Regions from separate parts of the Mus musculus genome. Here all the other regions are linked to region 3. The links are chromatin contacts, found by Hi-C or POLR2A ChIA-PET in ENCODE. All regions are on one chromosome and are shown on one strand. The core of a region is the stretch at or near the end of the contact, and the rest is flanking DNA. Distances in the headings are between cores, read along the strand shown.

Evidence for each region. Hi-C counts contacts between places; a loop is a spot of excess contacts on that map. ChIA-PET counts read pairs that join two places held with the same protein, here RNA polymerase II (POLR2A).
Region 1: a loop to region 3 is called in a map of T-helper 2 cell, with 2.8 times the contacts of the local background. The contact joins the promoter of Laptm5 here to the promoter of Pum1 in region 3. A Hi-C loop is called at or near these places in 2 of 37 maps with a recorded cell type or tissue (T-helper 1 cell and T-helper 2 cell).
Region 2: POLR2A ChIA-PET joins it to region 3 with 82 read pairs in embryonic stem cell. The contact joins the enhancer-like site here to the promoter of Pum1 in region 3. POLR2A ChIA-PET finds 5 or more read pairs at or near these places in 5 of 5 experiments (Patski and embryonic stem cell).

Annotation. Positions count from the first base shown.
Region 1 is chr4:130,910,287-130,915,155 of GRCm38, forward strand. Laptm5 (lysosomal-associated protein transmembrane 5) reads left to right here and starts at 3,030. Exons shown (of 8, transcript NM_010686.4): 1 at 3,030-3,148. The coding sequence starts at 3,062. Gm38599 (a long non-coding RNA gene) reads right to left here and starts at 3,606. Exons shown (of 5, transcript XR_001784452.2): 1 at 3,489-3,606.
Region 2 is chr4:130,518,691-130,523,219 of GRCm38, forward strand. No RefSeq gene overlaps it. Among named protein-coding and RNA genes, the nearest start is that of Nkain1, 53 kb to the right of the region's middle. Within about 2 kb of position 1,666, at least 1 of the 3 ENCODE cell types and tissues checked has a DNase peak (open chromatin) inside an H3K27ac peak, as active enhancers do.
Region 3 is chr4:130,661,985-130,666,357 of GRCm38, forward strand. It overlaps Pum1 (pumilio RNA-binding family member 1), which reads left to right and starts at 1,337. Exons shown (of 22, transcript NM_030722.3): 1 at 1,337-1,483.

The sequences.
Region 1 (4,869 bases), core at 1,780-4,279, 250 kb after region 3:
CTTCAGAGTCAGCCCTGTGGTACCTTCCTGTCTTATTGTCTCCTGTTCCCTCTCTTCACTTACAGAGCGGAGTGTGTGTGTGGCACACACACACATGTAACCCAATCCTCTCTAGAAGTCACTTTACCATGTAAAATAATCAAGTGTGGATTTCAGGGTTACCAGGTGGGTGCTGTGGGGTGCTCTGTCCTGCCAACAATGGTGGCCTCTGGTAGAGTCTGGTTTTAAGGATACCGGTCACCTGCTCCTCAGGACAGTTGCAGGGGGAAAAGAACTAGTCAGGTTCATTCCCAAGGGGACTGTGGCCTCCACAGGGAGTCACTAGCCTGTGGAGTCAGGTGACCCAGCCAGGAGCAAGGGACTCCAGGTCTTGGCAGGTAGACAGTGTAAGGAGGGAGTGTGTGTGTGTGTGTGTGTGTGTGTGTGTCTGTGGGGGACTTGGGTTCAAATCTCACCTCTGTCTCCTCACAGCCCTCCAGCAGGGTGTAGATGAAGGGGTGGGCGGGACTGCCAGAGCGGAAGCCAACAGATGCTTCCTGTGACCGCCCCCCCCCCCTCACTTCGTCTGCCCCGCAGCCTCTGCAGTGTGGAAACAGCAGCTCAGAGAGGCCAAGCTCTGTTCTTGAGATAATGCAGCAACTGGGAGGGGCTGGGCTTTCCCAGGGGCCCGAGATTTCAAGCTGGGTTGTAGCCGCCATGTCTACATGCAGGCAAGACCTCCTTACTATTTCCTTTAAATCCACCAACTGCCTTTTAATTTAATGTGTCTGTTTTAAACTGGAGCTTTATAAGGTCTTGTCAAGGAGGAGTCATAGAATTCATGGGCTGGCTATCATGTATTTTTATAAGGCACATTAAAATAAATTTATCACTATAAAAGCAAAATTGTCTGTCTGCAGATTGTTTAAACTGATGTCACACAGGGTAGGTATGCCTTATCCCTCTCCTCGGAACCGGCTCTGCACCTGGCTCTCCAGACCACGGTAGTATTACCGCAGGCTGTCTGTCATGATTTGTGTCTGTCCATCACCTTTCCAGCCATCAGATCCCAGGGGCCTTGGGGTTTCCCAGAAGTGCTCAGTTCTACTCCAGGGCATCCACCCTGGTCCCTCTGCTGCTCTCCTTACCCAGCTGGAAGTTGTCAGGATTCGAACCCAGGCTACGAGTCCTTTTATGTCAGGGCTCAGCAAGACTTTTGAAGAAGAAAGTGACTTTCAAATGAAGTATTGAAGGGATGACCAGGTCTGCCAGGAGCTTGTGTGTGTGTGTGTGTGTGTGTGTGTGTGTGTGTGTGTGTGTAAGCCAGGTGTTGACTCTGAGTGTCTTTCTCAATGGCTCTCCATATTAGTTTTGGAGACAGGTTCTCTCACTCAACCCGGAGTTCACCTACCGGATTGCAGATGGGCCACCTTACCAAGCCAGCACACGTGTGCTGGGAACCTGAACTCAGGACCTCAGGTCCTCAAGCTTGCTTGGCAAATACTCTATCGATTAAGCTATCCCCCCAGTGCTCAACCTGCCTGATTTTGTTGCCCTGACAGGACAACTCTTTTCAAGATGAGTATGCTGGGGGCCGTTTCTAATCTCTCCTGGGGCAAAAAATGCTGTGGTGTCCAATCCAAACTCCACAGTGTCACAGGACACCTGCTTGGGGCTTCCCACAGGTCTGAGCAAGGGCTTCTTGTCCCTTCCTTTATTGCAGCGTGGGTCATTTATCCCCTGAGACATCAGGGAAGAGTCTTAAGTCAGGGAAGAGTCTCAAACTTACTAATTCCAACGTTTCTTAGAGAGTGGGGAAGAACGCACAATCCCAGGTTTCTGTCTCGAGGGACCCTGCAAAGCGGGTTCGGCCAGGGGTCTCCCAGATCTCCTCCAGGGGTTACAGACCACAAGAGAAAGAGCCTATTACAGGGGCCTGGTACACACTCATGCCTATGGCTTCCCATGTGACAATTCTTCAGAGCCCAGAGTGAGGAGGAGATGGAGATGTGTGAGAAGCCCAGCTTCAGGGAGGGCCTCTAGGGCAGCGGTTCTCAACCTTCCTGGTGCTGTGGTCCTTTAACACAGTTAGTTCCTCATGCTGTGGTGATCCCCACCCATAAAATTATGTTTTGTTGCTACCTCATAACTGTAATTTTACTTCTGCTATGAGTTGTAATGTAAATATCTGATATCCAGAATATCTGATATGTGACTCCCATGAAAGGGTCGGCCGACCCCTGGACAGGTTATGATCCACAGGTTGAGAATTACTACTCTAGAGGCAGTTGGCCTCCGTTCCAGTTCCCACTCCTTTTTAGACTATCTTGGTGACTGCAAGGGAGAAATGGCTTCATCCTGTGCCTCAGTTTTTTCATCTGTGCAATGGGGATAAGAATAGCACCTCCTCCTGGGAAGTGACAGTATTCGCCTTTAATCCCAACACTTGGTAGGGAGAAGCAGGCAGATCTCTATAAGTTTGAGGCCAGCCTGCTCTACAGAGTGAGTTCCAGGACAGCCAGGGCTCTACAAAGAAACCCTGCCCCCCCCCTCCCCCCGCAAACCAAACCAAATCAGACCAGACCAAACCAAACCAAACCAAACCAAACCAAACCAACAGTCCCTCCCTGGAACAGCCCAGGTAAGGAGCTAAGCTTCACAGGATCTCGAAGGAGCAGTTTACTGACAGCTACTGTTTTTACAACCAGACACATTTGAGTTTGAATCCTTCCATTAGAACTACTGTTTGATTAGGGACAGATTTCCATATCGGATTCTTTTTCTAGAAAAGGGCTTCTAGGGCGGTGTTCAGCATCCAGGAAGCAGAGTGCATATAAATGCGGAGCCCAGCCCTGGTGAAGCATTGGAGCCCCTGGGAGTGGTAGATGCCTCAGTCGGGCTCCCTGTGACCCCCCCCCCCCTTCCCTCCCCTGCAGCTGCTACAACCCAGACTTACAGACCTGGCCCCTACCGTCTGAGGGCAAGGCGGAAGTGAGGCAGGCAGCCTGTGGCTTCCTCTTTTTTGTTCTGCTGTGGGCCCAAGACTCCTTACTCAGAGCCTCCGAAGAGGGGACTGCGCACCATGGCCTCCCGTGCAGCGCCGGTCAGACAGACATGCTGTTGTTTCAACATCCGAGTCGCCACCATAGCCCTGGCCATTTACCACATAGTGAGTATTGGGGAGTCTGGGGTGTTTGGTGTGTGTGTGTGTGTGTGTGTGTGTGTGTGTGTGTGTGTGTGCGTGAGGACACACTGAGACCTTCCAACTGGGGGATTGCTACCTATTACTTGTCTGTGGGACCCTGGACAAGCCCTGTGCTACTCTGGGCCTTAGTAGTTCCCTGTGGAGTTGAACAGAATAGTGCCCTTTTGGTTGTGGCTGTGCAAAGAGAAAGGCAGGCTGGCAACGGGGAGGAGTGCAGGTTGGGATTGTTCCAGGATGCCAAGCTCCACACAGGCCCGGGTGTAGGGCTTTCTGGGCCCTTTCCTAGTCTGGGGTCTGGGTTTACCTTTGGACTTCTACTGGGAACCAGCGACTGCTTCCTCTCAGCTCACAGCTCAGTCAAGCTGCCACCTTCTCCCTTCAAGGATGGCTTAAGCTTTGTGGCTGGGGAACTGCTTGGGGGTGGTGGGGGGCAGCCAGCATGTCACAGTGGCTGTCATTGTCACAGTGTGACCCCAGGTCCAGTCTTAGTGACCAGGGATAAGGCTCTCCCTTTGGAGTGGCCTAAAGTTGGAGTCTCTGTTCTCTTCTGCTGGGATTTACCCCTCACCCCCTGCCCCTGGCCACACTTAGCTCTCTGAGGCCCAAACATTTCTTGGCTTCAGTGACTCAGACAGAACCTGTGGCTAACAGCTCTCCTGGGCCTGGAAGAGCTTCCTCAAAATCAACCTAAATCCGTAGGCTGCTGCGCAGAGCCTGGTGACATCTGCTTCCGGCCACAGGCCGTGTGGCACCAGGCAGTGGTACAAACCAGTTCTGTCCTGAAGCTCTTGTGTGCACCTCCCTGCCCCCCTCCCCCATTCCCAGCCTTTGCTGTGCAGTCTCACATGACTTGTTGAACCTCTCTGAGCCTGTTTCTTTAGATCAAAACAGAAGATGAGGATGATAAGAGCTGTGTGTTGGGTGGCTGTGTGGGTGAAGTTGATATCTATAAAGCATGAGGGACATGTGCAACATGGTCCCCTGCCTTTCCATGAGTGTGTCTTGACCCACCTGTCCACCGAAAGCAGGGGTTCTCAACCTTCCTAATGTTGCGACTCTTAAATACGGTCCCTCACGTTGTGGTGACCCCACCCTCCCCAACCGTAACATTATTTTCATTGCTACTTCATAACCATAATTTTACTACTGTTATGAATCATAATGTAAATATATTTTTAGATAAAGAGTTGTCAAAAAGGTCTCAACCCATAGGTTGAGAACCACTGTTCTAGGGCCTGGCATGGGGGATGGGGAGACTCAGAGTCTGTCCTGTACAGCCTCAGCCAGCACAGGAGCTGAGAGGGGCGGTGGCACTCTGTCTCGGCATCAATTCTTTCAGATTGTCATTGCTGAGATAGCACACCATTCTGGGAAGGACGTGACAAGGGTCCTTATGCCAGCTCTGCCAGAGCCAGCTGTTTGAGCTCCTGGGAAAACCCGGCTTGGGGCTTGCTTCCCTATCTAAAGTGGAGACCAGGGGCTGTGGATGGGATCTTTGAACTTAGACGTTTGCAGTATGCTGGAGGTGGGGGTGGGTCACTAAGTGGCTTCAGTGGGGTGGAGGGGCTTGCGGTCGCTGGAACCCTTGCTCCATCTGCTCTGGTGGCTCTGCTCCTGTCTTGCAGAGAAATGTTTCCTGTCTGATTGGCTGGCATCTCAGAAGAGCATAAACATATTAAAAAGTA
Region 2 (4,529 bases), core at 416-2,915, 140 kb before region 3:
CTAGAACTAAAGACAGTGGCATGAACCACCATGTGGGCAGCTGAGAATCAAACTGCAGTCCTCTGGAAGAGCAGCCAGTGCTCTTATCCACTGAACATCTCTCCAGCCCCCAGTAATTTATTTATTTACTCTAATTTGGGGGACATTTTTCCTGTTTTTTTTTTTTTTTTTTTTTTTTTCGAGACAGGGTTTCTCTGTATAGCCCTGGCTGTCCTGGAACTCACTTTGTAGACCAGGCTGGCCTCAAACTCAGAAATCCGCCTGCCTCTGCCTACCCAGTGCTGGGATTAAAGGCGTGCACCACCACGCCCGGCTTCCTGTATTTTTATAAGGGCACGAATTATAGGAAGTTTCACTTGTAAAAATTTATAAAACTCATGATATATTTTATACATGTACACTGAGATATCACTGCACCCCACAAACAGGCATGGACAATGCATTAATTAAACTTTAAAAACAGGAATAGGGGCTGGAGAGATGGCTCAGCCTAGTAAGAGCACTGACTGATCTTCCAGAGGTCCTGAGTTCAATTCCCAGCAACCACATGGTGGCTCACAAACATCTGTAATGGGATCTGATGCCCTCTTCTGGTGTGTCTGAAGACAGCTACAGTGTACTCACATGCATAAAATAAATTAAAAAAAAAAAAAGGAACACTTACTGCTCTTGCAGAAGACCAGGGTTTGATTTTCAGCATCCACATAGTAGTTCACAAGTGTCTGTAACTTATTTTAGGGAACCTGACACCGCTTCTGGCTTCCTCCCCACCCCTGATAGAGAATGCACAAAGTGAAGAAAAACGGGGCTAGGATGTACCTCAGTGATGGGAGTCCTTACCCCAATCCATAAATCCATAAGGTATGAACCCCAACACCTCAGACATTAGAAATAAAAATGAGAAACTAAGTTACAAAGTTCCCCGGGAGGGGAAAACTCACGGAATCGTGTTCTGAGCCTGTAACATGAGTACTGGGAACCGAACTAGGCTTCTTCGCCAGAGCAGCAAGTGCTTTTAATCGCAGAGCCTTTTTTTCCCATCCAATTATGGCTCGATTGTTAAAACAGTAATTGGAAAAATCCCTTAAGGGATTATTTCAGAAGCAAACCTGAAGGTAAGGGTGTGGCTGTGTCTGAGAAATCAAAGACAGGAGGTGAGACAAGGACCGGACATAAATTGGGCAGTGAGAGAAGAAAGAGGTGGACTGAGGGACATGGTGGGGGCGTGGGGCGGGAGTTCGCTTTTTCTATGGAGATCATGTGAAGGCAGGAGCCGGCAGCCAGCACACTGGGTACCCTTCCGATCCGTACCGGGACAGAATTCTCTGCTCCCACCTGCAGCAAGAAGCAGGTGGCCCAGGCCAGGGGTCACAAGGCGATCAGTTTCCTTGCTGCATAATCCGGACTCCACAGGTAGGAGGGCTGGGCATTCTAGTGAATGTTGTCGGGAACAAAGGAAGGCCTGGCCCAGCGCCCTCACACACCTCTTACACCGAGCATGCCCGGGCGTCCCGGAACCAGCGAGAACTGGACTTCAGACCCGCCAAGCTGAAAGAAATCCTCATTTCCCCGAAAAGGAGCCGCTCCCAGTGGGAACAAAGAAGAAGCGGGGTGGGGTCTAGGTGGGGCTGAGCCAGGAGGAGCTGGAGAAGCACAGGGGGCGGGTCTAGGAGGAGCCGGTCGTGGGCGGGTCCAAAAGGCGGAGCCTAGCGAGCTAGCGAGTGCATTGGATAGTGGGGGCAGGGGCCCGTCTAGGGGCGTGGCGATGAGCAACGGATGGGCGGGGCCTATCTAGGGGCGGAACCGAGGTAGATGAGGCAGGTTTGCTTCTTTTCTAGAAGAGGAGCTAGGGTGGGGCCCCAAGAGAGGTTGAGAGAGGTTTTTGGAAGGTGGTGTTCTGTCTCAGAAGGCAGAGATGGGCGGGAGTTTTAGACCTCTGCCCTAAGGAGGCATGGACTTGGAGGGAAGAAAATTGGCGGGATGGGCAAAACCAAGGCTGGGAGCGGCAAGGTCCTCTAAGTGGGGGAAGGGCGGGAGGGAAGACCGAGCAAGCAGATGGCCTGGAGGAGTCTGGTAGCAAGCTCCGCAGCAGCCCTGCTGCCCTGCAGGCCGCACTAGGGTCCTGGGTGCCATGTAGTGTGTTTTCTTTTTTAAGAGTTGCCGCGGTCATGGTGAATCTTCACAGCAATGAAACATTTAACAGGACACTTTGTGAAGCAACTGCTATGTATACTTCCCCTCCTATAGAAAGGAAAAGAAAGCCAGGCAAATGAGTCCTAGAGTATTCAAGGTCTCATGTAGAACTATATCCTTTAAAATCTATTTTATTATTTTTAATTTTTAAGTATGTCTCTATTTGTGGGCTATGTAAGTGAGTTGAAGTGTCCACAGAGGTCAGAATCATTGGGTCTTCTGGAGCTGGAGTTACAGGCAGCTCTAACAGTGATTTGCCTGATGTGGTTCTGGGTACCAAAATCGGATCCTCTGCAAGAGCAGCCAGTGTGCTCTCAACCCGGGAGCTATCTCTCCAGCCCCGAAACTGTGTACATATGAAAATATAACAGGATTTATCCTCCCAAGAACTTTACCACCCACATCATTATGCCTGGGTTTCTTTTCCTTTCTCTACGAGGGGAAATATACATAGCAGTTGCTTCACAAAGTGTCTTGGTTAAGGTTTCATTGCTGGGAAGATTTACCATGACCACGGAATGGCATCTCTCATAAAAGGAAACCTTTACTTGTGGCTGGCTTACAGCTTAGAGGTTTAGTCCATTATTGTCATGGTGAGAAGCATGGCAGTGTGCAGGCAGACATGCTGCTGGAGGAGCCAAGCAGCAGGAGACTGTGCCCCACTGGCATACACTGAGCCTATATGACCATCTCCACAGTGACACATGCATCCTCTAACAAGGCCATACCTCCTAAGGGTGCCACTCCCTATGGCTGAGTACTCAAACACATCAATATTCTGCAGTCTGTGAAGGTCATTCCTATTCAAACCACCCTACAGGGTCACTGCGGAAGACCGAAGGACATTAGCTTGGCACTCTGAGAGTACGTGGTAACTTTTTCCCCCTTTTCTCCGTAGCAGCCCCGGCTGTCCTGAAAATTGCTCTGTAGTTGAGGCTGGCCTCGTACTCACAGAGATCTGCCTGTCTCTGCCTCTTGCCTCCCGAGTGCTCCCCACTACCTGACTCTTGACTTCTGGCAGCAGTTCTTTTCACAGCTAGGTCCCAGGGCCACTGTGGGCCTGCTCTCCGTGAATAGCACATGAAGACAGACAAAGATGTATGTAGGGTATTACATAGGATGAAGATCCCAAGTCAACAGTACCTGGGCAGGTAGGAAACGCTGCTGGGTCTCAACTGAGTATGAAATGCAGCCAGCACTTAAGGCAGGACCAGCAGGGAATCAGAAACACAGGCCCAGGCCACAGAGACAGTTTGCAATGGAACAATTGCAAAGCTTGTTGGTTCTGGCTTTGGGGACTAATGTTCCTTCTCTCTGTCTCACAGCTATGTCTCTGAGGAGTTCATGTGGTGACATGGCCATATCAGCACAGCTTTGTACAGTCCAACCAGGATTTATCCAGGGCCTAAGATCCCCAACCAAACCGTTCTTTACTTTTTATCTTCTTTTGTTTGATTGGTTGTTTTTTTGTTATTGTTTTATCAGGACAGGATTCCACTGTTTAGCCCTGGCTGTCCTGGAACTCACTGTGTAGACCAGGCTGCCCTTGAACTCACAGAGATCCCCTTATCTCTGCCTTCCGAGTGCTGGGATTAAAGGAATGTACCATGGCGCCCACTCCCAGTTTTCAGTATATATGCACATTTTTTTTTGGTTAAAAAAGATGTATTTACTCTCTTATGCATGAATGCTCTGCTTACATGCATATCTGCACCATGTGTGTTCCTGGTGCCCAAGGAGGTCAGAAGAGGGCACTGGATCCCCTGAAACTATGAGCAGCCATGTGTATGCTGGGAACCTAACTCAAGTCCTCTGCAAGACCAGCAAGTGCTCTTAACTGCTGAGCCATTGCTTCAGCCCAGATTTTTAGCATTTTTGAAGGCTGGATAACTCTCAATGATTGGGAAGACATTGCCTAAGAATTTGGAGCTGTGATGACACATGCTTATGGTCCAGGTTCAATGCTTAGACCCAGGAGTTCAAGAGAGCCTGAACAGGACAGCAAACCCTGCCAAAGGAAGGAAGGGAAGGAGGGAGAGGAAAAAAAGGAAGGAAAGAAGCAAGCAAGCAAGCAAGCAAGCAAGCAGAGAACTGGGTATAGGGGCCCACATCTTTACTTTCACCACTTGGGAAGCTGGGACAGAAGGATTCCATCTAATTCAGGGCTTAGGTGGAGGGGCTGAGAGGCTGGAATGCAGCTCCGTCAGCACAAGTCCCTGGCTTCAGTTTCCAGCACTGCATAAGGTGAGTGAGGTAGCCCAAGAGTGTAATCGCAGCACTTATGAGATAGAAGGAGGAGGATTAGAAGTTCGAGACCAGCCTAGGCTACATGATAC
Region 3 (4,373 bases), core at 87-2,586:
GAAATGAAGGTTCAGTTAAGGAATTTCAGGTCTGGTTACAAGCTGGCTTTCTGAATAGAGTATGTTCTTGAGTTTGAATATCGAGACCTGGTGGGGGGGGATGTAGCTCAGTTGTTTGGTAGGGTGTTGCCTGGCATATGTGAAGTCCTACATTTGGTATGTCTGTAGTAACAGAAGGAAGGTATGGAAGTAGGCTCAGGGGGTCAAGGTAATCCTTAGCTACACAGTGAGTTTGAGGGCAGCCTGGCTCTATGACACCCTATCTCAAAAACAGAAATAAAAAAAAAAGCGAGGTGGTGGTGGCATAGGCTGTTAATCCCAATACTCAGGAGGCAGAGGTGGGGATATCTCTGTGAGTTCTGAGGCCAGCCTGGTTTACAATGGGAGTTCCAGAACAGCCAGGGCTACACAGAGAAACTCTGTCTTGAAAAATCAAAAAGAATTTAAAAAGCCTAAAAAACCTAAAAAAAAAAAAAAAAAAAAAAAAAAAAATTGAACGGTTCTTGAAGGCAGAGACAGGTGGATTTCAGTAGGTTAGAGAGCAGCCCAGCCAGAGCTACAACAAAAGACCCTGTCACAATAAAAACCAAACCAGGGCTGGAGAGAGGGCTCATTGGTTAAGAGCACTGACTGCTCTTCCAGAGGTACTGAGTTCAATTCCCAGCAACCACATGGTGGCTTACAACCATCTGTAATGGGATCTGACACCCTCTTCTGGTATGTCTGAAGGTAGGACAGTGTAATCACATACAAATGCATCTTTAAACCAACCAACCAATCAACTGAAATGGAGTGCTTGCAAACACCTCTGGCTTCTAGTTCTCAGCTTAATTTGCTTAGTTTCCATCTTGATATTTCTAATGACCTTTGAACAAGGGTCCTGCCATTGTCATTGCGCTCCAGATCCTGCAAATTAGGTTGAGGTCCTGCCCTCCATCAGCATGGTCGTTCTGTTGCTCTTTTCTTTTGTATGTTACACTGGGGAAACGAGGCAGGAAAAGATGCAAAAAGGCCAGGAGCCAGAGGGCTAGAAGGGGTTCGAACCCAGACACTGGCCAGGCTGTGCCAAGGTTCAGGCACAGCCCCAGGTTGGCGTCCCCTCCCCCCCACGGCAGCCCGGGCACTCCGTGCGCGCTCCCGTGCCTCCCACCCCGCTCCCTCCGCGGCGGCGGCGCGCGCTCGCCCCAGCGGGCGGGCACAGCGGTTGTGTGGCCTGCGAGTTTCCCCGAGTTCACACAGGCCCTGCCGTTGGCATGGCAACCGGGCAACCTGTTCCAGAGCCGCCCGCCCGCCCGCCCGCTCCGCACACGCCGCTGCCACCGCCGGAGCTGGGGCCGGCGCCGGCGCCGCTCCCATGATGCACCGCGTCAGCCCAGTCCCCAGTGGGCCGCCATGTTGTCGGAGTGAAAGGTAAGGGGGAGCGAGAGCGCCGGCGAGCGAAGATCGGGGGGCCGGAATCCATCTTCATCCTACCGCTCCGCCCGTGAGTATCCGCGCCCCGGTGGCCCCAAACCGTGCTCCGAACCCCCAGCGAGCCGATGCGCCTCTCGTATTGGCGTTTGGCAGCGGTTGGCGGGGCGAGAAAGGGCTTAGAGACGCCGCCGGGCCTGGCGGAGGCACCGCGCTCGCTCCGCTCGTACGTGTTTGGGAGGCGGCAGCGAGGCCCTATTGTTATCCGCGAGGAGGGGGTGGGGAGCGGGCCGCGGCCGGGGCCCGGCTCGCCCGCGGCTGCCGGCGGCTCCGTGCCTCCGTTCGGCCCTGCCGGGAGTCCCTAGAGGTTGGTGTTGCCGTTCGGCTCGGCTTCTTTTTTTTTTTTTTTCCTTCCTCCCCTGCATTTATTTATTTATTTTTTGGATGGATCTGAGCAGCCCCAGGTCCTCTCTTGTGGCCGCGGAGTGGAGATTCTGTGGTCCCGCGGGCTCCTTGGACTTGGCTGGAGCTTCCGTGGCAGCGCCGAGGGAGGAACAATACAAGGCTTTAGAAAGCGGGCGGTGGGCCACGGTCCTCGGGCGAGCCCCCCATGGTGGTGGGGGAGTGGGCGATCTTGCAAGCCTTGAAATATGGAGAGGTGACCATCAGGAAGTTTCGGATCGCTTTTTAAGCGCCTGGGTTCCTTGTGGCCTTTTGTTTCTGTGAGAGCTTGTGTGTGTTTTCCTCCCCCTTGAGGAGGGGGTGTTCTTCCTCTCTGATCCTCCCTGTGTTGGTGTGCTTCCCTCTCCAAGGGGCTTTCAGCAGGTAGTAGGACAAACATGTAGATAGCTACACAGTGCTACAGTTTCGGTCCTCACGAACGCGGTGGGTAAACATGGGTCATTTGTTTGACTCGTCAGTACCACTCCCACGTTAAGGGAGGAACACTCCAGTAACTTTTCTCCAGTGAAGCTCACCCCTCTTCCCAAGAGCTCCCCTCCCACATCGCGAGGAACTCCCACATAGATGACCAGAGAAGGCTTTATCCCCACCATAACTTTGAAGGATTGTTCGTTTTCATTGTGCAAATTACGATAACGCTTCGTTACACTTGATCATTTTGCTCACCCCATTAATTACTGGGATTATTAAGATGATTTATGAGGGCTTTTGGGCGTTCAGTTTTTAAAGCCAGTTACTTCTGAAGGTAGGATTGTAGCTTGAGCTGTTTGCTTTGGTGTAAAAGTTACTAATGTGGCTCTCCTTTTAAGATAAGCAGCTTCCTTCAGGGTTTTTAGTAAACCATTTTGACCCTTTGCTCATTGTAACTTTGTAAAACACTAGGGGCTGCGGATCTTTATCTGAAGGTTTGGAAATACTGGATTCTGAACTTCTAGTATTTTGTCTTTCCACGCTTGAGTTCATCTTGTCTAAGGCCACAGCTTTTTGAAGTTGGGATTTGTTTAGTTTGAGTCTGTGAACTGCTTTAAGATAAATTTATGTCCACAGAAGGTTTGTTCAGTGTAGTAAAAATAAACACCTATCAGCCCTGAGCATCTTAGTGAATGGAGATAGATTAAACCATGCTGTTTTGTTTAAAGAAAAGTACTATTAGTGATATTAAAAAGAAAAAGTAAAAACAAACTCCACTGTGATCTTGACAGTGTGAAAGCTAGGAAGTACTAGACTAGGCTTGCTACTTCATTGCATTGCTTAAAATATTTGTTTCTAAACGATAGGTCATTTGCTTAAAAAAATCAAATTTTAAATACTGCACATAATTTCTTAGTGAGTGTTGAGAGACCCTAAAAGGTACCATCAGTTTCTTGTTTTCTGGTACTTAGGTGACAGATTATTAGTTTTTGTTCTGTCAGTGCCAAGATGTTACAGAATTCTCTCAGACACATGTTAGTGCTGAGGTGTTTGCTCACTTTTCAGTTGTCCCTCTTGCCAGGCTCTCCCGTGTTTGAGAAACTGCCTTGCCTCATTGGGTAAACCAGGAAGTCTCAGGGCTTCCAGACAGCCTTAAAGAGGCCAATTGTTTTGTTCTAATATTTTTGTAAGTGACCCTTCCCCAGTTATATTTTAGAATGAGATTGCTTTCAGGGACAATCTCTTATCATTTGCTTATTTATTTATTAGTTTTTGAGACAGGGTTTCTCTGTGTAGCTCTGGCTATCTTGGAACTCACTCTGTAGACCAGGCTGACCTCGAACTCGAGGTTCATCTGGCTCAGCCTCAGACTCCTGACTGCACAGCCACTGGCCAGCTAAACTCCCCCCCCCCCCCAACACACACACAGGGTTTCTCTGTGTAGTCCTGGCTGTCCTGGAACTCAGAAATGAGTTCAACTGCCTCTGCCTCCCAAGTGCTGGGATTAAAGGCGTGCGCCACCACGGCTAACTTTTTCTTAATTTGAAAATTCATAGGTAACTTTTCGCAGTTCTTTTATGTTAGAAAATACTACATTTACTATTTTATGAATCCTCTTGATGATTGAGGCTCTGTTGCCTTGACTGGTGTGGAACCTTAAGCGTAGTGATTTGAGAAAATTTAAAACTTTCTATATACCTTTCAACTTAGTGATTAAAAGCTATCAAAAACCAAGGCATGGGGGAAAAACTTCCTTTAGAATCTGACAGAGAGATTGTTAGTTTGATGGCAAAACTAGAGTTTTGTTGCATCAGTTGGCCTGAAGTAAAGAGATGGAGAGTCAGTCTCTCTCTCTCTCTCTCTCTCTCTCTCTCTCTCTCTCTCTCTTTTGAGACAGGGTTTCTCTTTGTAGCCCTGGCTGTCCTGGAACTCACTTGGTAGACCAGGCTGGCCTCAAACTCAGAAATCCGCCTGCCTCTGCCTCCCGAGTGCTGGGATTAAAGGCATGTACCACCATGCACAGCAAGATGGAGATTCTCTTGTAGAAGCAAATGTACTATGAAATATGAATGGACTGAGGTCCTTAAAGA